Regions from separate parts of the Homo sapiens genome. Here all the other regions are linked to region 3. A link is a contact called in ENCODE Hi-C or POLR2A ChIA-PET data. All regions are on one chromosome and are shown on one strand. The core of a region is the stretch at or near the end of the contact, and the rest is flanking DNA. Distances in the headings are between cores, read along the strand shown. Region 1 holds the start of GEMIN7 (gem nuclear organelle associated protein 7). Region 2 holds the start of MYPOP (Myb related transcription factor, partner of profilin). Region 3 holds the start of RTN2 (reticulon 2). Region 4 holds the start of RSPH6A (radial spoke head 6 homolog A). Region 5 holds the start of RELB (RELB proto-oncogene, NF-kB subunit).

The links. Hi-C counts contacts between places; a loop is a spot of excess contacts on that map. ChIA-PET counts read pairs that join two places held with the same protein, here RNA polymerase II (POLR2A). Pooled maps may share reads with other maps.
Region 1: a loop to region 3 is called in a pooled map, with 4 times the contacts of the local background. The contact joins the promoter of GEMIN7 here to the promoter of RTN2 in region 3. A Hi-C loop is called at or near these places in 3 of 37 single-sample maps with no recorded cell type and 9 of 50 pooled maps. POLR2A ChIA-PET finds 5 or more read pairs at or near these places in 2 of 52 experiments (HEK293T and WTC11).
Region 2: a loop to region 3 is called in a pooled map, with 8 times the contacts of the local background. The contact joins the promoter of MYPOP here to the promoter of RTN2 in region 3. A Hi-C loop is called at or near these places in 7 of 50 pooled maps. POLR2A ChIA-PET finds 5 or more read pairs at or near these places in 2 of 52 experiments (H1 and PC-9).
Region 4: a pooled map shows a loop between it and region 3 (2.8-fold over the local background). The contact joins the promoter of RSPH6A here to the promoter of RTN2 in region 3. A Hi-C loop is called at or near these places in 1 of 168 maps with a recorded cell type or tissue (CD8-positive, alpha-beta T cell) and 1 of 50 pooled maps. POLR2A ChIA-PET finds 5 or more read pairs at or near these places in 1 of 52 experiments (WTC11).
Region 5: a loop to region 3 is called in a map of CD8-positive, alpha-beta T cell, with 10 times the contacts of the local background. The contact joins the promoter of RELB here to the promoter of RTN2 in region 3. A Hi-C loop is called at or near these places in 3 of 168 maps with a recorded cell type or tissue (CD8-positive, alpha-beta T cell, ascending aorta and naive thymus-derived CD4-positive, alpha-beta T cell), 2 of 37 single-sample maps with no recorded cell type and 13 of 50 pooled maps. POLR2A ChIA-PET finds 5 or more read pairs at or near these places in 2 of 52 experiments (activated B cell and activated T-cell).

Annotation. Positions count from the first base shown.
Region 1 is chr19:45,076,014-45,080,509 of GRCh38, forward strand. GEMIN7 (gem nuclear organelle associated protein 7) reads left to right here and starts at 3,247. Exons shown (of 3, transcript NM_024707.3): 1 at 3,247-3,364; 2 at 3,894-4,016. ZNF296 (zinc finger protein 296) reads right to left here and starts at 465. Exons shown (of 3, transcript NM_145288.3): 1 at 63-465. The coding sequence starts at 360. RefSeq lists silencers at 1-161, 252-661, 3,065-3,324 and an enhancer at 3,494-4,261.
Region 2 is chr19:45,899,148-45,904,077 of GRCh38, forward strand. It overlaps MYPOP (Myb related transcription factor, partner of profilin), which reads right to left and starts at 3,466. Exons shown (of 3, transcript NM_001012643.4): 1 at 3,423-3,466; 2 at 2,128-2,678. The coding sequence starts at 2,626. RefSeq lists enhancers at 3,229-3,278, 3,709-3,818 and silencers at 3,469-3,518, 4,079-4,158.
Region 3 is chr19:45,494,497-45,498,957 of GRCh38, forward strand. It overlaps RTN2 (reticulon 2), which reads right to left and starts at 2,551. Exons shown (of 11, transcript NM_005619.5): 1 at 2,296-2,551; 2 at 599-643; 3 at 30-509. The coding sequence starts at 2,329. PPM1N (protein phosphatase, Mg2+/Mn2+ dependent 1N (putative)) reads left to right here and starts at 3,947. Exons shown (of 5, transcript NM_001080401.2): 1 at 3,947-4,461. The coding sequence starts at 3,977. RefSeq lists silencers at 2,450-2,759, 4,175-4,244.
Region 4 is chr19:45,813,608-45,818,231 of GRCh38, forward strand. RSPH6A (radial spoke head 6 homolog A) reads right to left here and starts at 1,701. Exons shown (of 6, transcript NM_030785.4): 1 at 920-1,701. The coding sequence starts at 1,569. It overlaps SYMPK (symplekin scaffold protein), which reads right to left. Exons shown (of 27, transcript NM_004819.3): 23 at 4,352-4,539; 24 at 3,191-3,367; 25 at 2,875-2,970; 26 at 2,244-2,576; 27 at 1,803-2,090. The coding sequence ends at 1,953. RefSeq lists an enhancer at 3,375-3,444 and a silencer at 3,605-3,694.
Region 5 is chr19:44,998,388-45,003,113 of GRCh38, forward strand. RELB (RELB proto-oncogene, NF-kB subunit) reads left to right here and starts at 3,077. Exons shown (of 12, transcript NM_006509.4): 1 at 3,077-3,298; 2 at 4,562-4,609. The coding sequence starts at 3,193. RefSeq lists silencers at 2,901-3,310, 3,631-3,910.

The sequences.
Region 1 (4,496 bases), core at 1,997-4,496, 420 kb before region 3:
GGAAGGGTCCCACCCGAGGGTCAAAGGTAAGGGAGGCTGGGCCCAGGGCCCGGGGTGCTCACCGGGATAGTTCGGGGTCAACGGCGTCCACAGGGTCCACGGGTTCCGCGGGCCGAGGGCGAGGAGGGCGGCCCCGGCGGGCATGGGGCCAGGGGAGTGGTGGGGTTCGCCGCCGAACCGCCCCGCCGAGGACACCTCCTTCGGGGAGAAGGGCCCCAGCCTTGGGGCCTGTTGGGGCTGCGCGTCTGGCTCGGGCTTGAGTTCGATGACGAGGTCCTGCATTTCCATCTCGTCGTCTGGGTTGGCGGCGGGCGCGGGCTCTACTCGGCGGGGCGCGCTGCCGGCCTTGCGGCGGGACATGAGTCGCGGGCCGGGCGAGCGAGCGGGCGGGCAGGCAGGCAGGCGGGCGGGCGGAGGACGCACGAGCGGAGGACGCGCGGACCGTGCGCGCTCAGGTGAGTGACTGCGGCGACCCGCCGCGAACTCTTACACGTGCTGGCCGGGCCCGTGGCTCCGCCTACCAGGGCGGGGCTCATGGGAGGGGACCGAGCCGCCCTGCTGGGGCCCTGACGGCGGCCTAACTCAATCTAGGCAGTGTCCCGTGCGTTTGGCTTAGTGACCAAATTTAATCACACCGAGTTCCCACAAGGCATTGAAACAGCTATCCCTGATCCCGTTTTAGGGCGGGTGAAACTGAGACACGGCATGCCCACACGCACCCCCAAGCGAGAAAAATAGTCGGTCACGTTTCTTATTAGGTGCCTGATAGTAATCTGGGCTATTTCATTAAATGCATTACAATAAAAATTCATTTTGCAAGCATTCACTGAGTGCCTCCTGTGCGCCAGGCTCTGTTTGAAGCCCTGAGAATACAGGAGGGAATAAACAGAAGATAATCTTTGTTTGCACGGAGTTCAGACGGTGGGGGAAGACACTATAAACATAATTACGTAAAATATAGATGGCCCTTCATGATGACCAGTGCCATGGAGCAAAAGAAAGCTGGAAAGGCGGAGAGGGTTACTGGGGTTGAGGGATTCAATTTTCTCCCCTATGATGGGAAAGGGCATGGTGGAGCTGAGGCTGGAGGGAAGGAAGCCCAGCCAGTGGGCCTGGGCATTGAGGAATTACAAGGAAAGGGAGAGGCAATACGGGTTGGGGATTGAGTTCAGTGAAAATATGGGGGCAGATCCAAGCAATCTTTTGATCGCTTTAAGGTCTTTTGGTTTTCCTGAGACCGGAGCCTTAGGAGGGTTTTGAGCAGAGGAGGACTGTAATCATACACATCGACTCTGTTCCTAGACCAGAAGTCGCCATTAAAACCAAATAGCCAAGCAGCTCACCTGCCTCCACTCCGCCTCCTTGAACTTCCCTCCCCTAAGCAGTTCTGTCTGCTCACTGTTTGAAGTGGCATCGACACCCTGCCCCACCCTCAATCCCTGATGAGTATTCTTTTCTTCCTGGCACCGACTGCACGACAGTATAGAACGGCTTGTGGACTGTCCTCTCCCCCACCCAATGCAAGCCCCCTGAGGTCAGGGCAAGAACCTGTCCTCCCCCAGCTGTCCTCAGCCCAGATGCTGATTTCAGATGCTGATCTCTTGGAGTTCTGCACATTGTTATTCAGGTCTGGGTTCCATTGTCCTCCTGAGAGCAGAGGGCCCTGACCAACAGTATCTAAAGTAGCCCCACCCTGCTGAAGGCCTTGCAAATTACACTCCATGACCTCCATCTGTCCCCAGTTCCCTCTTGGATCTCACTTTCTCCATCTGTCAAAGGAGGTAGGGCAGGTTGGAACTAGAGGGTTATCTGAGGTGGTTTCTTCTTCACTGCCGCCTCCTCTGATCACCCTTTTTTTTTTTGTAATTTTTAATTTTTCAAAAAAAATTATTTTTAAATAGAGACAGGGACTCGCTTTGTTGCCCTGGTTGGTCTGAAACTCTTGGCTTGAAGCGCTCCTCCTGCTTCAGCATCCCAAAGTGCTGAGATTACAGGTGTGAGACACTGCACTCAGCCTCAGACCACCCAATTTTAAGTTCCATGGCAACCCAGCCACCCACTATCCCATTGCCCTTATTTTACTCTTTTTTTTTTTTTTTTTTTTTGAGATGGAGTTTCACTCTTGTTGCCCAGGCTGGAGTGCAGTGGCACGACCTCAGCTCACTGCAACCTCCGCCTCCCGGGTTCAAGTGATTCTCCTGCCTGAGCCTCCGGAGTAGCTGGGATTACAGATGCCCGGCTAATTTTTCTATTTTTAGTAGAGACAGGGTTTCACCATGTTGGCCAGGCTGGTCTCGAACTCCTGACCTCAGGTGATCCACCCGCCTCAGCCTCCCAAAGTGCTGGAATTACAGGCGTGAGCCACCGTGCCCGGCCTATTTTATTCTTTATACATCACTTTGATCAAACCCTGAAGGATCTTGTTTACATATTTGCTCATTTTACCCTATTCTGTCCCTTCTACCCCCACTAGAACGTAGGTTCTAGGAGGCAGGATGGGAGTCTGTCTTGTTCATAAATACAACCCCTACTCGTTCATAGTTAAGTCAACAAATATTTATTGCGCACCTACTATGTGTCTGATGATATTCTTTCAACAGATATTTGCAGAGCACCAAATTGTGTACCTGGCACTAGGCCTTGGTGATCTAGTGGAAAGCAAAGGCCCACAGGATCCCTGCGTAAAGAGGACCCCGCAAGGAGAAAGTGAATTCTGACTGGGCCTGGAATAGGGAGGTTCATATTCCCCATTCAAGGCCTCAGTTTCCCCCTTTGTAAAATGGGACTGCAGGGAGAGCTGGAGGACAAAATGACCGCCTCTGATCCAGCCCAGCTACTTTCTTAGTATGCGGCATCTGAAACCATGATCTCCAGGTTTCCTGTAGAGGAGCGGGGGTTCCCACTGGAAGCAAGGGGTTAGGAGTGGGTATGTGTAGGGGGATGGGGATGCAAAGACCGAGCTCTGCCCTTAACCCAGCAGGGAGGAAGTCTTCCCCTCTCTGAACCTCAGTTTCTTCCTGCCTAAAATGGGCATCCCAGACGCCCCCAACTCGCAGGCAGGAAGATCGGTCCCAAGTGCCCCGCAAAGCCGCGGGCCAGGTGGCGACCCGGGCTGTGCTGGCTTCCAAGCCTGCGAGCCAGCCCGCGACCACGTGGGGCAGTGGCGGCGGCGCGGGCGGAACCCAGGCTCCGCGGCTTGCGGCCTGCCCGGGCCTCTGCAGCGGGGGCGCCGGCGGAAGTGGGGACACCAGTAGCCGCGGACCTCGGTGAGTACAAGGTGGTGGGGGGTCGCCAGCAGGTTCCCTCTCCCCGGCCCCAGCTCTGGACGCTCACCCCAGTGCAACGCCCTGAGTGACGGAAAGAGGTAGGACCGCGCCTGCAGCGCCGGCTGGAGGGACGTTCTGGTCCCCAGACGCTCCTATCAGGGACTGTTTGATCCCGATCGCCGGCAGCGGGAATGCCCCACGCGGGTGGGGTGAGGAGAAGGGAGAAGGAGAAAAACTTCCCCTCCGGAAAATAATAAATGGCCACGATAACAGAAGCATCGGTGGCAGTCATCCCGCTTTACCTGGAGCGGAATCGCTCGCTCAGTCTGAGCCTGGAGGTGGGAAGAAGGTCCAGTCCGAACGCCCAGGGCGGTGTGGGGAGTGGACGCCTGGGGGCCGGGAGGACCTACTTAGTATAAGAAAAGGAGAGCAATGGGTGGTCAGGGCGGAATTGAAAGGAAACTGACCGGCCCCAGGGGAGAAGGGGAGGGGAGAGATTCTGTGCTTGGGGTTCTGACCCTCTCGGGTGGCCCCATTTAGCTAATTTGCATCAAGATTCAGCAGCCGATGATGTCTGTATGTGTGTGTGTGTCTGTGGACACGTCAACACCTTGGTTAATTAATTAGGTCTGGCGGCTTCTCTGTTGACAACTCAGCTGGTTCCACACCCTGGCAATTGTGAAGAGTTGGCCAAATGTTTGTCCACTGAGCTGATCTCCTCTCTGGAGCACCGGGGCCACCAGGAGGGAGGTCTGTGAAACCCCTGCCCCTGCCATTGACCTAAGTGTTGGGCTCTTGAATCTAACAGACTAGTTTTTCAAGTCGTGGGGGATGGGCTTGGGCATTTTTCCCTGAAACCTTCGGAAATCCTTGCCTTGGAGACTGAAAGGATAAAGGCCTCTGGGGCCAGGTCACCAGGGACAATGGATAACGCCTGCCTCTACCCTCCTGGGCACACCCTGTGTGATCTTTCTTAAACCAGTTTCTTATCAGGTCACACCTTGGCTCCACAGTCTGCCTTTCTACATGGGGCACGGGTGAGGACCAGAGTTTGCTCCCTCTTCCTCCACCCTCCAGCTTGCACCAAGGAAATGATTTTTTTTTTTTTTTTTTTGAAACAGAGTCTCACTCTGTGGCCCAGGCTGGGGTGCAGAGGCGTGATCTCCGCTCACTGCAACCTCCGTCTCCCTGGTTCAAGGGATTCTCCTGCCTCAGCCTCCTGCGTAGCTG
Region 2 (4,930 bases), core at 2,216-4,715, 410 kb after region 3:
CCTGGGAGGCGGAGGTTGCGGTGAGCCGAGATTGCGCCATTTCACTCTAGCCTGGGCAATAAGAGCAAAACTCAGTCTCAAACAAACAAACAAACAAGCAAACAAAAAAAGAATGTCGGTTCCATAAGGGAAGGGGATTTTGTCTTTTTCTCTACATTATTCCCTGCACCTACCACAGCGTCTGCCTTGGATGAGGTTCTCAATATATATTTGCTAAACGAGTGAATGAAGTGGTAACAAGTTTCTGAAAAAATAAGTTGGCCATCTCTGCTCTGGTCCTATGGGGCCATCTCACAGATGGAAACACTGAGGTTTGATTCAAGGTTTGAGAACAAGGGTCCCATGTGATTGTGTCACCTTCCTGCTTAGGAGATTTTCATGCCTCCTGAATGCCCTCAAGAGCAAGTCCAGGCCGGGCGTGGTGGCTCAGGCCTGTAATCCCAGCACTTTGGGAGGCCGAGGTGGGTGGATCACCTGAGGTCGGGAGTTCCAGACCAGCCTGGTCAACATGGTGAAATCCCATCTCTACTAAAAATACAAAAATTACCTGGGCATGGTGGCAGGCACCTGTAATCCCAGCTACTCAGGAGGCTGAGGCAGGAGAATCACTTGAACCTGGGGAGGCGGAGGTTGCAGCAAGCCAAGATTTCGCCACTGCACTCCAGCCTGGGCAACAGAGCAAGACTCCGTCTCAAAACAAAAAACAAAACAAAAAAAATAGTAAGTCCAAATTCCTGACCTTGACTTCCAAGCCACGTGTAATCTAATTCTGGCACACTCATTAACTCCTGGTCAATATTAACTCTTGTTATTGCTGGGCAATCTTGCTCAGTGGTTAAGTGCCATGGACTGGGGGTTGGACGCACACTTATGCTTGAGTCCTGACTCTGTCACTTACTTGCTGTGTGACCTTGGGTGGGTGAATGAACCTCTCTGAATCACATAATCTTGAACTGTCTTGTTTGATCATGCCCATGTTCCTCCCCTTCTCCAAACTCTTCAGTGGCTTCTCATAGCAGTCAGGATAAAATCCAAACTCCTCACCTTGGCCTAAAGGCCCAGTATGGTCTGGCCTTTGCTGACCTCTCTGAACTCATCTCAAAATGTTACTTTTCTTCAACCTTTCCACTCTACACTCTTTTCCCCGCAACTTCTTTTAGTTTCCCAAACTGGCCAAGCTTTCTTGCCTCCAAGCCATTGTACATGCTGTTCCCTCTACCAAAAATACTTTCCCAGTTCTTCATTCTTACTCTTTGCATCTCAGCTCTGATGTCCCCTCCTCCAGGAAGCCCTCCTGGACCACCCCCCCCCCCACCGAAATCAGAAACCCTCTCTGGGCTCCCACAGTCCCTGGGATCCCCTACCCCAGCCCTGCTCCCTCAAGTCATCACCGTCTTCCCCACCCCCCTACTAGACTGGCTCAGTCATCCATGTGTCCCCAACCTCATCGAGCATGGGGCAGGTGCTCAGGGAACGGCTGTAGAAGAAATAATCCAGAATCAAGGCTAAGCAGGAAGTTTCTGTAGTCAGCTCTCCACACCTCTATCCAAGGCATGACCTTGGGAAAATTACCAAACATGTCTGAGTCTTTTATTTATGAAATAGTGAAATAGTATGCATCTTACCGCATTGATGATTCTATCAAGAACTAACAATGAGAGTTGAGGAGGTGCTGAACTAAGCAACTTACCCATATTAGCTCATTTAATCTTCACAGCAACGCTTTGAGGTGCAGACTATTTTTATCTCCATTTTACAGATGCAGCAACTGAAGTACAGTAACTTACTCAGATGACACAGTTCAGTGGCAAAGTTGTGATCGGAGCCCAGGCAGCCTGCCTCCAGAGTCACTACTCGACACTGCATTTAATGAAATCCTGCCTGTGCTGATGACCCCAGGTGTGGACCTGAGTCAGGCCTCCTAAATCTGGTTCCATTCCTGGCTCTTGACAGTTACTAGCTATCGGAACTGAGGCAAGTCATTTCATTTTTCTGAGCTTCAGTTTCCCTAGCTATAAAATGGGGCGAAGGACAGCATCCACCTCACAGGGCTGCAGCAAGGCTTTGATGAGACATGTAAAAGGCTTGCAACAGCGCAGGCACACAGCCTACTCTGAAGACACTCACCTGCACGTCGGTCCTCCCGGCGGTCTTCCGACAACACGTAGCGCTGAGGGCAGGCGCTTGGGGGCGGCGGCTGTGAAGAGGGGGCCGCAGGGGGCTCCTCCGCCCCAGCACCTGCCCCCGGCGCCGCCACACCTGGCCCCAGGATGGCAAAAATGGTCTCCTCTTCCGCGGAGAAAGCGTCCTCCGCGGCGGGCCCGGCGCCCTGCGTGGAGTGCGGCACGCGAGCGAGCTTCTCCTTGGTGCGGCGCTTGAAGTCGTTCCAGCGCTTCTGCACCTCCTGGCCCGTGCGCTTCCAGCTGGTGATACCGTTGATCTTGGCGGCGATGCCGTCCCACACGCGCCGCCGCTCTGCCACGCTCACCCGACGGCTCTGCGCGCCGTAGAGCTGCGGGTAGTGGGCGCGCACCTCGCGGATCAGGATCTGGTTCTCTTCGAATGAGAAGCGCGGCTTGCGCAACCGGGTGGTTTCCTCCGCTTCGCCCGCCGCCGCCGAGGCCATGGCGCCCCCCGACGCCGCCGTCCTGCCGTCTGGCGCATGGGGGGCGCCGGCGCTGCGGGCAAAGGGCGCACGGGGCTGGCTGGGGTTCGGGGTCCCCCCGCCGCCGCCTCTCCCAGACCGCCGGGCCGAGAGCTCCTTAGTCCCCGGGGGCAGGAGTGGGGGCGGGGGGCGGGCGGGGGCGACGGGCACCCGGGTAAGTCGGAAGCGCCTAAGAGTAGCTGACACCGGCTGAGCGCTTGGCTCGGACTTCGCGCGGCGCGAAGTGCCACGCTGAAGAGTTGATAGAAATTGGGGGAGGGTCTGGAGGGATGGAAGGAAAGGAGGAAAAGTGCGAGGAGAGGAGGTGTCTGCAGGAGTTAGAGAATGGGGGCACGGGAGGATAGGAAATGGAGGGAGGATGGGGGTGCCTCGGGGGGGTCTTAGATGCATGAAGATAAGGAGATGCGGAAGGGGGGATGCAGCAAGAAGGGGGGAATCTGGAGCAGAGGAGGCGCTCTAGGGGCTCTAGGGGGCAACGGGGCGTCTGTAAGACCGATATGAGAAGGGCCCTTAGAGGGATGTCCAGGAATAATGGTGAGGTGGGAGCTCCTGTATCACTGGAAGAGCTGGAACGATCAAATATTAGGGATCAGGGTCTGCGAGGATTGTGGGGGCTCTGGGGATTGCCAGAAATTAAGGGGAGCTCTGGAAATAACGGGGGTCCCGTATCACAAGGAGACAACGGAGGCTACGGGGGACGGCAGGGAGAGCGAAGGTCGCGGAGGGTGGGGACCGAGTCGGGCCACGGGTCACTCACCGGCTCCGCCGCAGCCGCCGGTGGGTCAGGGCTCGGGCTTCTGCGGCCTGTTCCCACCCCCCGCCTCCCTCCCTCCCCTCTTTCGGCCCCGCCTCCGGCCGCCCCGCATGCCAAGGCGCAGGCGCGCCCAGGGCCAGTCGGCCCCAATGCCCTTACCGCCAGGGTTTCATTCCCACCTACCCCAGCACAGCGCAGGCGCAGAACTGCGCTCCGCCGAGCCCCACCAGCAGGCCGCAACTGCGCAGCCGCAACGTTAGCGCCGCGCGGGTACCCCAGCTTCCTGGGGCCACAACGGCGCACGCGCAAAAACTCCATCGCGCGCATGCGCGTGCCTCGGGTTGTACCCGGTACCGGGTCTCGGCGCAGGCGTTGCGAGCTTGGATGGGAGAGATGCTGGGAGCGCGCCAGTACCCAACCTTTCGGACAGTCTTCCAGCCCACCCTGCCCTCTAACCAAAGGGGAGGGAGACAGCGCTGAAGGGAAGCGCTTTGTCTCCTTGACAACTGTGTGGGTGGGGTGGAGGCGTGAGGAAACCGCTTTGCCTCCTGGCTTGCCCGCCCCTGCGCTGGGCCGCTCCAGAGCTTCCCACCTCGCACCCCTAGAGGCTGGGCGTCCTGGGGATGTCCCGCCCCGGGCGGATGCAGTAACCATAGCGACCCACAAGCCTTCCAGTCACGCCTTGGGGGCCCCTCTGTGCGCACCTTTACCTCGAGGAGCGGGGAAAATAAGAGGGAAGAGCTTCCTGGCTGGTAGGAAGGGAGATCCTGACGCCGGCACGACTTTAAGCAAGTGCATGGAGACAGGAATGAAGCCAGAACGCAGGTGGGGTGAGCCGCATGGCAGGATGATGGAGCTCAGTCCGGCTGAGAAGTGTGTTCGTTAGCATCCTGCAGGAGTCCTCAAGGTCATTCGACAATTGGTGCTTCATTCATCGACTCAATAAATATACATGAGCACTTACACAGTTCCTGGTACAATGAACATAAAAGCTAAAATCCGTAGCCTGGGCCGGGCGCGGTGGAGCTCACGCCTGTAATCCCAGCACTTTGGGAAGCCAAGGCGGGCGGATTACCTGAGGTCAGGGGTTCGAGACAAGCCTGGCCAACACAGTGAAACCCCATCTCTACTGAAAATACAAAAACTAGCTGGGCATGGTGGTGCATGCCTGTAATCCCAGCTACTCGGGAGGCTGAGGCACGAGAATCGCTTAACCCCGGGAGGCAGAGGTTGCAGTGAGCTGAGATTGCACCACTGCACTCCACCTGGACGACAGAGTGAGACTCCGTCTCAAAAAAAAAAAAAAAAAAAATACATGCCTGTAGTCCCAGCTACTTGGGAGGCTGAGGCGGGAGGATCGCTTGAGCCCAGGAGTTGCAGGCTGCAGTGAGCTATGATCAGGCCACTGCTCTCCAGCTTGGGCAACAGAGTAAGACCCTGTCTCAAAAGAAGAGAGAGAGAAAAAAAAGGCCCCTCTGCCTGCTGTGTGGAGGGTGGGTGGGAGGGAGCAA
Region 3 (4,461 bases), core at 1,301-3,800:
CTTTGGTCCCAGCACCTCGGACATCTCACCTTCCCCAGCTTCTCCTGTCTCCAATCTGTTGGGTTCTTGGGGTTCTTCGTCTTCCAGCGGGGTGGAGCTGCTGGTGGAAGAGTCCTCCCCGGATCCCGTTCCCCGGGCCACCCAGCCCAGATGGTCCAACCGAAGCCTCAGGTCTTCCAGAGGGCGCTCGGATGGAGGCGCGGTGTCAGGATCACCCCGTCGTCCAGGCTCCGGGGATTGGCTCAGGCTGGGGATGCTCTCCAAGCTGTCGCCCAGGCTGGGCTGAGGGTGCTGGTCTCGTGGTTCCGAGACTGAGCGGCCCTGGGGGCGGGGGCGGCGGGCAGTTGAATCCCTGCGGCCCCCGGAGCCCACTACACCATCAAAGGCGATGTAGGAGAAGGTCAGCTCCCGGGGGGTGCCCCAGTCCTGCGACGTGGTCTCCTCCTCGTCCTCCTCTGAGAATTCCCGGGCTGTGTGCAGCTCTCGAAAATCAGAGTCGTCGTTCCCTCCTGCAGTGGGTGAAGGAGAGCCTTGTTTCCCTCAGCAGGTCCCTGAGCTGCCCAGCCCTGAGCCCCTTCACATGCTCCCCACCACTTACCTTCTGTGGAATCAGGAGTTGAGGAGGCTGTAGACGGAGCTTCTTCTGCGAGAGGGAAAGAATCGAAGACTCTTAGAAGCTTAGACTGTCCGAATCACAGAAGTGTCCCAGTCCTGGAATCTTAGAATATTTGAATCACGGGATTTTTAGAACATTCTGCACACAGACTCTAAAACCTAGCATCACTGCCTGATGAAGCTCAGAGTCTTTGAAGTCCAAATCCAGGAATCTTAATCTTAGAGTCTTCAAAGTAGGAATCTTAGGAGGTTTCAATTCATTCATTCGTTCAACAACCACTTATTGAGCACCTACTATGTGCCAGGCACTGTTCTAGGTCCTGGGGATACAGCTGTGAAGAAAACAGACAAAATCCCTGCCCTCCTAGAGCTGACACTCTTTGGGATAGACAAACAATAAACAAGTGAATATATGACGTCGGGTGCAGATGAGCATAGGGAGCAAAGTAAAGAAGGGTAGGGGAAGAGAAAGTGAAGGGGTGCTGTTTCTCATAGGGTGGTCAAGAAGGCTTCTCTGATAAGATGACGTTTGAGCAGAGATCTGAAGGAAGTGAGGAAGCCATGCAGATGTTCAGGGACGTCTTCCAGGTAGAGAAGAAAGCCAGTGCAAAGGCCCTGAGCCAGGCACCATGCTTGGCATCTGAGGAACTGAGAGGTGCGAAGATATGACTGGAGAAGAGTGACTGAGGAGGAGAGGAGTGGGAGGTGAGAACAGAGAGGTAAGGGCGGTGGGGAGAGACAGACGAGGTGGTCCTCCCTTTGTAATCTGAAGTTAACGACAAGATCATAGAATGTTGGGATGATACTCGAAAATGCTGAAATCACCAATTCTTAGAATTTTGGCATCTGGACACGCGAGACATGGAAATGGCTAGATCTAAGGGTGTTGAAATCCCCAGCTGTCAGAACCCCCATGTGTGGGACAGAGAACGGTAGACATGGACTGTTATAGCTGTGAGCTCAGAGATTGTGAGGCTAGGCGTTTTCAGCTGGGAATCCAGCCCCTTAGAGCTAGTTCAGAGCTTTGCACATAGATGATGCTCAATGCGGTTTGGAAATTGAAATCTGACGCCCTGTGCCCTCACCTCGTTTCCTCAGCTGGGGAATAGGAGGCCTGGAATGGTGTGGGTCTTCCCCAGGATTACCATTAACCAGTGGTAAAGACCGCTAAGAACCCATGAGTCCTTGCCCCCAAACCACGGATGGCTGTTTTCCCGGGACAGGGTTGGACAGTTTGGGCGAGGTCGGGGCTGCCTCTTGGACAGAAAACGGGGATGGGATGCGAAGGCAAGTGATTGGGAGCCAGACCCCTGTTTTCCATCCTGGCTCTACCCTCCGTTCAACCCCCTCCCCGCCAGCTGCGGCCAGCACCAGAGCCAGGGGACAGCTCCCCGCGCGCGTCCTCGCTCCCGGGCGGGGCCGGGCGGTACGTCCCAGAGCGCAGCGCGCCCCCCGCCTGCTGTCTCAGTGCCCCCTCACCTCCGCCCTGTTTCGTCCAGGTCCTCCGGGTCAGGCTACCCCCGTCGCCGCCAGAGCGCGGGGGAGGGGAGAGCTTCCTTTGTCTCCTATGCCTCCTCCCCCCATCCCGGCTCTCCTGCGGGCAAGCGCCGAGGGGACACCGGGGAGTACCCCACCTGAACCTCTGGGGCCCACACCAGGCCCCAGTCTTCCTCTACTCACTGCAGTGGGCGAAGACCGGCAGGACCTGCCCCATGGCCCCCCTCGGGCCTGCATCGGGACCCCCGCCCACTCCGGCTGTGCCGCCCTGGGCCCGGGGTCGCGGGCGCTCATCTCCGCCGCGCCCACGACGCCGCTGCCATTCTCGCCGCCTCCTCCTCCCGGGCTGCTCCAGCCGCCGCCGCCGCCGCCGCCGCCGCCGCCGCCCTGGTGCTCGGCTCGGCGGGGGCGGGCGGGGCCGAGGTGGGGAAGGCACTGCAGCGCGCGGCCGGGGGCGGGGCCAGAAGACGGGCGGGGCGGTACCAGAGGGAGGGTGAGGGGCGGGGAAACGCCGAGGATCAGGCGGAGGGGCGTGGCCTTCTTACTAAAGGGGCGGAACCAAGAGGGTGGGCTACGGAGCCAGGAAGGAGGGGAAAGCGGCCTGAAGGGCGGGGCCTAGATCGCAGAGGGCGCAGCCTTTAGGGGAAGAGGGAAGGAGGCCTGGAGTCTGGCGAGGGACTTGGGAGAGGATGGTGAACGAGCCACGGCAGAGAGGATGAGAGCGTGGATCCCTGGGTGGGTTGGGGTGGTGCTCGGGGTGCCATTGAGGAGGGGGTGGAAAGATTCTAATGCTCTGAGGTAGGGTCCGAGCCTAGATTTGCAGAGGGAGCGAGAAAGGGGGCCGAATGAAACGATTCAGAAACTTTTGGGGCACGCGGAGGAGCTCAAACGTGGGCAGGGCTAAAGCAACAGGGAATTATTCAAATATAACTGGGTGGGGTCGGATTCCAGGCGATTCCAGGTCTGCGAAAATTAGAAGGGTCTGGAGCTGTGTGCCTGAATCCTGGATGGGCGGGGCCTGGAAGAGAAAATAAGCGAAGCCCCAGAGGGGAGGGGTCGAACTAAAAACAGTAAAGAAAAAAAAAATATGTATATATATATATATATATATATATATATATATATATATATATCTTTTTGAGACAGGGTCTCGCTCTGTTGCCCAGGCTGGAGTGCAGTGATACGATCACGGCTCACTGCAGCCTCGACCTCCCGGGCTCAGGTGATCCTCCCACCTAAGCCTCCTGAGTAGCTGGGATCACAGGTGTGTTCCACCGCGCCTGGCTAAATGTTAATTTTTGTAGAGACGGGGTCTCGCTATGTTTCCCAGGCTGGTCTCAAACTCCTGGGCTTAAGCGATCCGCCTGCCTCGGCCTCCCTAAGTGCTGGGGTTATAGGCGTGAGCCACCGCGCCCGGCCAAGTATGGTATTTACAGGTTTTGAGGCTGGGGGCTGTACCACTGAGGTGGGAGGAGCTTGGACTGAGTGTTGTGTTGAGAACACAGATTCTAGAATTAGTTTCCCTGGAACACCGGTTACTTCTGTGACTCTGTTTCTTCTTCCATATGTAAACTGGAGATGATGATGTATAACAGTGTGTGACACATTAGTACTATGTAATAGTTTGCCACTGGTACAGTATTATCTTTTTTCTTTTTTTTTCCTGATTCAGATCCCAAACCCCGCTTTGTAGGTGCAGGAAACAGGAGACCCAGAAGTGTAATTCCTTCTAGTGACCCGCCTAAAGAGCAGGTCAAAGGACAGGAAGGAGATTTAGATGGTTTAAAATCTCACAGCGGAGGGGATTAATGGAGGGGGCGGGCAGGTGTACAGGGTGGAGCCTTCCTGATCCCAGGGCTGAAGGATGGCGGTCCTGGCCCGCCAGCTGCAGCGTCTCCTCTGGACCGCTTGCAAGAAAAAGGAGAGGGAGAAGGAGGGGAGGGAGGAAGAGGAGGAGGAGGAGGCGGGGCGCAGGGCCCCCGAAGGGCCTCGGTCTCTGTTGACAGCGCCGCGCCGCGCCCAGCGGCCGCACGGGGGTGCCGAGGCGTCTGGGGGCCTGCGCTTCGGGGCGAGCGCAGCGCAAGGCTGGCGCGCGCGCATGGAGGATGCTCACTGCACTTGGCTTTCGTTACCTGGTCTGCCCCCGGGCTGGGCCTTGTTTGCCGTCCTCGACGGCCACGGTGGGGCTCGAGCTGCCCGCTTCGGTGCACGCCATTTGCCAGGCCATGTGCTCCAGGAGCTGGGCCCGGAGCCTAGCGAGCCCGAGGGCGTGCGCGAGGCGCTGCGCCGAGCCTTCTTGAGCGCCGACGAGCGCCTGCGCTCCCTCTGGCCCCGCGTGGAAACGGGCGG
Region 4 (4,624 bases), core at 451-2,950, 320 kb after region 3:
GTGCTGGGATAACAGGCGTGAGCCACCGCACCTGGTTGGACCCCCACTATTTCATGTGTTCCCTAGCCCTCTTAGCCTCCCTTATTTTTCACCTGAGTCCTTAGCTTCAGTTTATCACTTTTTCTGTTTCTTGTCCACTCTCCTAGAATGAGAGCATCCTGGGTATCTAATGGAGGCTGAGAGCAGTGTTTTGTGACTGTAGCTAAGTGGCTTTGGCAAGTATCTTCCTCAGGCAGGGAGGTTTAGTTGCAGGATAAGAGGGTCTCAGGAGGGCTGGGCACGGTGGTTCATGCCTGCAATCCTAGCACTTTGGGAGGCTGAGATGGGCGGATCACTTGAGGTCGAGTTTGAGACTAGCCTGGGCAACATGGTGAAATCTTGCCTCTACTAAAAATACAAAAATTAGCTGGGTGAAGTGGAGCGCGCCTGTAACCCCAACTACTCGGGAGGCTGAAGCAGAAGAATCACTTGAACTTGGGAAGGAGAGGTTGCCCTAAGCCAAGACCACGCCACTGTGCTCCAGCCTGGGTGACAGGGTGAGACTATGTCTGGGGGAAAAAAAAAGCAAGAGGGCTTGGGGAGCCAAATCACGTGTTCTGGAATCCTGACTCTGCCATATCCTAGCTGTGTAGTTTTGGGTAAGCGACCCAACTTCTCTGTGTCTCGGTCTCCTCCTCTGTAAAGTAGGATGAGCTGATGTGCTCATCTCCGGTGAGAATTAGGTGAGTGTGTGCAGTGCCAGCACATGTCTGGGAAGTGAATGCTAGCTGTTGTTGGCATTGATTCCGACTCAGCTGAATTAGAGTCACTGGTTTTCCATGAGGGATGATCCCTTGTCTGACTGACTGAGGCAGGCACTTCGGGTGGGGCCCCTCCCTGCCTGGGTCCCCCACCCGCCCCACTCCTAGCCCCTGCTCACAGGCTGAGGTCGCAATTGATGCTGGTCTGCAGCAGGTAGGCCTTGGCGTTCTGCACGGCCAGCTCCAGAGGCTCGGGCTCAGGCACCTGGGCACTGTAGTGTGGGAAGCCCAGCTCAGAGGGCAAGAACTGAAGGGCAGGGTCATCCCTTATGTAAGGCCCGTGCTGGGCACCTTCAGAGAACTGGTCTGTCTGGTAGAGGTTGAACTGGCCCAAGGGGTTGACTGGGGGCTCCTGGAAGGTGGGGTCCAGTTGCTGGAACAGGCTGCTTTGGCCCTGCTGGAGCCGCTGCAGCATTAGGCTGGTGGTGAGCTCGGCGACCTGCATCCTGCTTTCATCAGAGTAAGGCTGAGGCTGGAACTCTGAGGGAAAGCCCGTGTTCACAGATGGGTACTCCATGCCACCCAGCCGGGCTTCCTCAGCCTGGAAGACCTGGGGCATCAGCAAGTTCTCCTGTTGGGACAGGCTGCCCCTCTGTGACCAACCAGGGGCGTTTCGCTGGGCGTCTGGAGGTATCTGCTGCCTCTCCTCGGGGTCCGCTGCCAGGGCCTGAGCTTGGTCCCGACTGTGCCGCCTCTGGGAGGCCTGAGAAGTCCTCCGGCCCGGAGGCTGCTGGGCAGGGCGCTCAGGGTAGGGCGGCAGGTCTCCCATGGTTCGCCAGGAGGCACAGATCTCTAGGAGAAAGGCTTGCAGACAAGGAGGCCAAGCGAGAGCCACCTGTCGACACCGCCGGTTTCTGAGCACCGAGAGAGGGGGCCGTTACCCGTGGAGGGCGCGGGGAGCGGGCCAGGGTGGGTTCCGCGCAGGCTCTGGGCGCGCACTCCCGATCCCGCGCAGCCCCACGGTGGACGTCGCGCCAGACTCGAGACGGCACCCGCGCCCCAGGCCCGCCATCCCTTTTTTTTTTTCTTTTCAGTAACTTGCCCAAGTTCACATCTTTTATTTCTTTTTAAGGCAAAGCACCCGCAGGTCAAGCCCCGCCCCGTCCCCCAGCCCCGAGTCCCTGTCCCACCCCCTTTCCCCCTCGAGCCCCGTCAGCTGTTCCCCTTGGCCTCGGGTTCCCTGGCGTCCTCGGCAGCCGGGCTGGGAGTCTTCATAGCATCTTCTCCAACAGGTGCGAGGGTCTGGGGGCTCCGCTCCTCCTTCAAGGTCAGCCCGCCCGCTGCCGTCTCCTGGTGACCGGGGAAGGAAAGGGCAGCCGGGTGGAGGGCGCGGTCACCTCCACGCTCCCCTTCAGGCCCTGCCCCCTGATGGCCCCTCCTCCCCCACCTTCACCCCGGCCCAGATCCGGCTTCTTCCTTCGCAGCGGAGGCTGCTCTCCCTACCTTGGGTAGGGGGCCCTCGAGACTAGAGTCCAACAGCGCGGCCTCGGTCAGCCCCGAGTCGTCATCCATGCTGATGAAGATGCCCGGGGTCTCGCACTCAGGCCCCTCCTCCCGGAAATCCATGGCTTCCTCAGACGGGGGCGGGCCTGGCCGGGCCGACGGAGAGGGAGAGGGGGAGGAAGAGGAGGGGGCTCCCACTCCTCCCGGCTTCAGCTTCTGTTCCTCCTCCAGCTGCCGCTTTAAGGCCTTCTCCTGGGCCAGTCGCAGGCCGATGAGGTCCTGAGGGGGCCGGGGTGCTGGGGCCGGGGCCAAGGTCAGGGGCTCCAGATCATCCTGGGGATAGGGAGGGCCACACAGAAGCTCAGAGGTGGGTGGCTCAGAGGACGGCCGGAAAGAGAAGGAACCACCCTGAGGTGGTCTTTGAGTTCTTCACCAAGAGCATGGGGAGGAAGGGGCAGTTGTCCCCCAGACCCCCAACTCCCAGCAGGAGCATCCCCTGGGAGACGGGTGGCCCAGAGGCAGGGGTGGCCTGAGTCTCTCGGGGTCAGGAGGAGGCCATGGTGAGCCTTGCTGGCTTGGGGTAGGGGGTGGGAGTCTGGGGATCCAGATGGGTGGGCTGCAGGGCCCTCACCTCCTCCAAGGGCCCCGCAGGCGCCTCCTTGGCCTCTGGCTCCTGCTTGCCGCTGGCCTCCAAGATGGTCATGATGGAGTTAGGGATGTGAGCTTGCTGGGTGGAGAGCAGGAAGGGGGCGCTGGGGGCAGCTCTGGCACAGAGACCCCATTTGCACACCTCAGGTCCGGGGGCCCTAACCCTCCAGAACTCCCAGCAGTGCAGGGCCTTCTTGTGTCCGCCTCCATCCAGTCCCCACCAACCAGAGGGACCCAGGGGGCCGCCCACCGCACACCCTGGGTGGGGGGAAAGGGTACCTGGTGGGGGGAAGGGGTACCTGGTGGGGGGTGAAGGAGCGGACATGGGCCAGCAGGGGCTCCCGGAGCTCTGGGCACTTGTCAAAGACGGCTCCCAGCTGCTGGGGCGGCAGCTGCAGGATGACCTGGAAGCTCTGGGGCTTTGTGCGCTGGCAGCACTTGATGAAGCCCTCCCACACCTTGGGGTACTTCCACACCTGAACCAGGGAGGGAGGGAGCCGTCGGGAGAGGCACACAGGCATCCCCCCGAGCCTTGACACTGGGAGAAAGACCTTGCCAAGACCATGCCCAAATCCCACCATCCAAGATTCCTCTGGATGGGCAACAAGCAGCCCCGACCTCCCTCCAGAGGCCTTTGTCTTCCCGATCCAGGCGGCTGGACCACGAGGGCAACTTGGGAAGGGGGTGGAAGAAAACTCAGCCGCCTTTTACCAGAGCTCCCCCTGGGCCAGGCCCAGGCTAAGTGCTGCGGGAGCACCTCTCATGACATTCTCACGGCAGCCTCCAGGGGGCGAAATTACCCCTGCTAAACAGCGGAGGTCCGTGCCGGTGCCGGGACCTGTCCTGGGTCACATGTACATTCTCACCGCAGCCTCCAGGGGGCGACATTAGTCCTGCGGGGTTTGGTTTTTTTGTTCTCTTTTTTTTTTTTTTTTTTTTTTTTTTTTGAGAGATGGTCTTACTCTGCCGCCCAGGCTAGAGTGCAGTGAGTGGCGCGTTTCTTCCTCACTGCAGCCCCAAACTCCTGGGCTCAAGCAGTCCTCCTGTCTCGGCCTCCCAAAGAGTTGGCATTACAGGTGTGAACCATCACACCTGGCCTTATCGTGGTATTTCTAAAGCCCAAATTTCTAGCACCTCTTAAAAAACTGGGCCATTTTTCAGCTCTGGGATGCATCCTGGCCGGGCACACAGCGGTGGAGGGTGAGGAGCAGCCATGCCTCTCCCGGGTGCACACCCCTTGAGGGTTACCACAGCTCCTACCACCCAGCTGCCCTCCCTCATCACCTGGGAGCTGGCCCAGTCATACACCCTGGAGCACTGCTATTTTCTTGGCAGGAGGCAGAGCAGAGCCTGCTGTCCTCCACCGGGCTCCCTCCGGGGTCAGACGGGGGAAGGGGAGGGCAAGCAGGCTAGAAGCTGCTGTCTGCAGCCTGGAGGCGGGGTGGCCGGGGATGGGTTACCTGCTTCATGATGAGGCGGGACAGGATGTTCATGACGAAGCCCCCCAGGCGGGGGTACATGGTCAGGGACTGGATGACGGTCCTCATGAGCAGCATGGGCAGGGGGCTCTGCTCCATCAGCTGCTGCATCACCACGGCCAGCACCTCTGACGTGTACACGTTCCGCTCCGCAAAGCACAGGTTGGTGGCTGCGAGGAGGCGGAGAGTGGGCCTGTCCTCTCTGCCCAGCTGCCCCCTGGGAGGTGGGAGTCCCGGCCTCTGCTGTCTGCCCAT
Region 5 (4,726 bases), core at 1,827-4,326, 500 kb before region 3:
CATCACCATCAGACATAATATTTGCTTATCTGTTTTCCATCTGTCTCCTCACTTGGATTTCCTTGATGGCAAGGGCTTTTTGTCTGCTGTGTGCCTTGCTATGTCCCTAGCTTTTAGAGCAGTGCCTGACACTGTTACGCTGTGTGTAATAACTGTAAATTGAAGAGCCAGGCACAGTGGCTCACGCCTGTAATCCCAGCGCTTTGGGAGGTTCGGGCAGAAGGATCACTTGAGGCTAGGAGGTCAAGATCAGCCTGGGCAACAGCAAAATCCCATGTCTTAAATAAAAGAAAGAAGACCGGGTGTGGTGGCTCACGCCTGTAATCCCAGCACTTTGGGAGGCCAAGGCAGGCGGATCACGAGGTCAGGAGATTGAGACCATCCTGGCTAACACGGTGAAACCCTGTCTCTACTAAAACTACAAAAAATTAGCCAGGCATGGTGGCGGGCGCCTGTAGTCCCAGCTACTCGGGAGGCTGAGGAGCAGAATGGCGTGAACCCGGGAGTAGGAGCTTGCAGTGAGCCGAGATCGCGCCACTGCACTCCAGCCTGGGTGGCAGAGGAAGACTCCATCTCAACAAAAAAAAAAAAAGAAAGAAATAGGGCTGGGCACAGTGGCTCACGACTGTAATCCCAGCACTTTGGGAGGCCAAGACAGGCGGATCACCTGAGGTCAGGAGTTCAAGACCAGCCTGGACAACATGGTGAAACCCCATCTCTACTAAAAAAAAAAAAAAAAAAAGAAAGAAAGAAATGTAGTCCCAGCACTTTGGGAGGCTGAGGTAGGCAGCTCGCTTGAATCCAGGAGTTTGAGACCAGCTTGGGCAACATGGTGAAACCTCATCTCTGCTAAAAACACAAAAATTAGGCCAGGCATGGTGGCGCACACCTGTGGTCCCAGCTCACCAGCTGTGTGGCCTCAGGCAACTGACTTCATCTCTCTGAGCTTCAGTTTCCCGTCTGTAAAGTGGGTCTAATAATAGGACGGTCATGAGTATTAAATAAAATGATGTTAATAGTTAGTTGCCCTTTGGCCAGGTGCACTGGCTCAGCCTAAGCAACAGATCCTCTCTCTACAAAAATAGAAAACAGGCTGGGCGCAGTGGCTCATGCCTGTAGTCCCAGCTACTTGGGAAGCTGAGGCAGGAGAATCGCTTGAACCCGGGAGGCAGAGATTGCAGTGAGCTGAGATCGCACCACTGCACTGCAGCCTGGGTGACAGAGCGAGACTCCATCTCTCAAAAAAAAAAAGAAAGAAAAGAAAAGAAAACATTAGCCGGATGCGGTGGTGTGTGCCTGTAGTCCCAGCTACTCTGGAGGCTGAGGTGAGAGGATCCCCTTAGTCCAGGAGGTTGAGGCTGTGGTGAACCATGTTCCTGCCACTGCACTCCAACCTCGGTGACAGAGTGACACCCTGCCTCAAAAAAAAAAAAAAAGTTCACATTTGTATATAGCACCCACATGTGCCAGGCCCTGTTCTAAGAATTTTGTGTTTTAAATATTTGTGTCTATTAATTTGTGTGACCTTGGAGAAATTAATTTTGCCGGGTTTCAGTTTTCTCATCTGCTATGTGGGGATCAATAACACCATATACTTCACACAATTGTTGTGAACATTCAACTTACAGAGTTATTTCTTTTTCTTTTTGAGACAAGGTCTCACTCTGTCACCCAGGCTGGAGTGCAATAGCGTCATCACAGCTCACTGCAGCCTCAACCTCCCAGGCTCAAGCAATCCTCCTGCCTCGGCCTCCCAAAGTATTGGGGTTACAGGTGTGAGCCACCGTGCCTAGCCAGAACACCCAAATTTTATACAAGCAAAGGAAAGACAACAAACCCTGCATCTGTGGTCTGAGAGCGCCTGGCATCCAACTTAGAACCTAATAGATCACCTAGTCGTTCTCAGGAATATGAGAGGCTTAGGAATGTGATCTAGCCAAATGGCTGCCCCTCTTTCAGCCTGAGTCCCTTCTGCAATAATCCTATCATATGCTTCTGGCGCTGGTGATAGGGATGAGCTCAGGGTTTAGGCACACAGCTCAGGATGTATACGGAGGCTACACTGCTGCCATTCGCAGACTGAATAACTGAGCTTTTGAGCTCAAAGTGGTCTGGGCTATTTATGGGTAACTTTCAGGGGCTGCAGGGAGGAACAAACCAATAAATAAAACATCCATGCATTCATCCAATAAACTTTTTTTTTTTTGAGATGGGAGTCTCGCTCTGTTGCCCAGGCTGGAGTGCAGTGGCACGATCTCAGCTCACTGCAACCTCCGCCTCCCAGGTTCAAGCTATTCTCCTGCCTCAGCCTCCGGAGTAGCTGGCATTACAGGCGCACACCAACACGCCCAGCTAATTTTTGTATTTTTAGTAGAGATGGGATTTCACCATGTCGGTCAGGCTGGTCTCGAAATCCTGACCTCGTGATGTGCCTGCCTCGGCCTCCCAAAGTGCTGAGATTACAGGCATGAACCACCGCGCCCGGCCTCCAATAAACATTTATTGGGCACCTACGGTGTTCCAGGCGCTGGTCTAGGCGTTGGGGTTACAACAACGCACAAAACATAAATTCTGAAGCTGACACGCTAGCTTTAAACGTTCCTTAAATATCTTCATCCTCAATTTACGGTTGAGGAAACTGAGGTGTAGCGAGACCTTGGAGGTTTCCGAAATATTATTATGGATGGCAGGTGTAGAGCCCTGCCAACCTCTCGATCCTGAAGCTCCCCTTCCAGCCTGAGAAACGGCAGGTTCAAGTCCCACTGGGAGACCAAAGCGGGGAGCGGCTCAGTTTGCCGGCTTGCTCAATGGGTAAGGCGTGATGGCTCTAAGCAGGCCTCAGTTGTCTCGTCCAGAGCAATGGGCAGCGACGCCTGCCCAACCCCTCCTGAGCGCCCAGCCTCCCTTTCCCGGCCGGCCCCGCCCCCGCGATCACGTGACGCGTGGGGGTTTTCCCGTTCCCCAGGCGTGACGTCACGGCGGGGTGCAGACCAATGGGCGCGCAGGCCGGCGGCGCCGGGGAATTCCGCCGCCCCGCCCCCGCCCGCCGCCCGCCCGGCCCGGCCCCGCGCCCCGCGCAGCCCCGGGCGCCGCGCGTCCTGCCCGGCCTGCGGCCCCAGCCCTTGCGCCGCTCGTCCGACCCGCGATCGTCCACCAGACCGTGCCTCCCGGCCGCCCGGCCGGCCCGCGTGCATGCTTCGGTCTGGGCCAGCCTCTGGGCCGTCCGTCCCCACTGGCCGGGCCATGCCGAGTCGCCGCGTCGCCAGACCGCCGGCTGCGCCGGAGCTGGGGGCCTTAGGTAAGCGGGGCTGGGGTTCAGGAGAGGGGTCTGGGGCGGGGCTGGAGATGCGGGGATTCTGGCGGTCCCGGAGTAGTCTGGGGGTTCCTATGGGAGTCTAAGGGTTTCGCGGGGGCAGAGTGAGGGTTCCTGAGACACTGTATTAGGGCGTAGGAAGAAGGCAGAGGGTGATGAGGGGGTACGGCCCGAGGTTCGAGCGAGGCGTCCCGCTGTAGAGTGAGAGGGGGCGGGGCCTGACCCTGAGGCAAAGAAGGGGGCGTGGCCTGACTCAGAGAAGGCGGAGCGAAAGCTGCTCTTGGGCGGTATCGGGGCGGGGCCGGGCCCAGAGAGGGAGAAGAGGGGCGGGATCCGACCCGGACTATGAGAAGAGGGCCGGGCCTGACTCAAAAAAGGAAGCAGGGCCCTACGCTGAGGGGTGAGGGGGCGGGGCCTGGCCGTGAGGGCAGGAAGGGGGCGGGGCCTGAGTTGGCCGAAAGAAGGGGAAGGGGCGGGGCCTGACTCTGGCCGAGTGGAGGGGAAGGGCCTGTTACCCAAAAAAGCAGGGCGGGGCCCGACACAGAGAATGAGGAGGGGGTGGGGCTTGCCTCCAGACGGAGAAGCGGAGCCTTGACATTGAAAAAATTAAAAGTGGTCTGACCCTGACAGGAGGATGTTTTTTTTTGTTTGTTTTTTGTTTTTTTCTTTTGAGATGGAGTCTCGCTCTGTCGCCCAGGCTGGAGTGCAGTGGCACGATCTAGGCTCACTGCAACCTCTGCCTCCCGGGCTCAAGCAGTTCTCCTGCCTCAGCCCCCCGAGTAGCTGGAATTACAGGTGCCCGCCACCACACCCGGCTAATTTTTGTAGTTTTACTAGAGACGGGGTTTCACCATGCTGGTCAGACTGGCCTCGAACTTCTGACCTCAGGTGATCCGCACGCCTCGGCCTCTCAAAGTGCTGGGATTACAGGTGTGAGCCCTTGTGCCCAGCGGGATGGGGACTTTTTAAACTGAGATTGAGATGGGGTCCCCTCCAGGCCCAACTTTAAGGGAGAAAAGGAGCGGGCCCTGAGTGTGATGAAGGGTGGGGCGAACCACAGAAACTAAAGGCCAGGACCTGTCCATGATTTAGCTGGTAAGCCTGGCCAGACGCAGGGGGGCAGTCAGGGCGAGGGGCCTGATCCAGAGGGGAAGGGCTAGAAGAGGAAGGGGTGGGGCTTCCTTGGGATATTCTCTGGTCCTCTGGCTGCCCCCCATCACCTCCTGAGACGTTTCTCCTTCTCTGCAGGGTCCCCCGACCTCTCCTCACTCTCGCTCGCCGTTTCCAGGAGCACAGGTGAGCAGCCCTCCACAGTTCCTGCCCACTCGCTCATGCAGGATGAGGTTGGGAGGACTCCACAGAGATGTCTCTGTTTGGGGGTTCACGAGGTCCACCTCAGCTTTCTCCTGACAG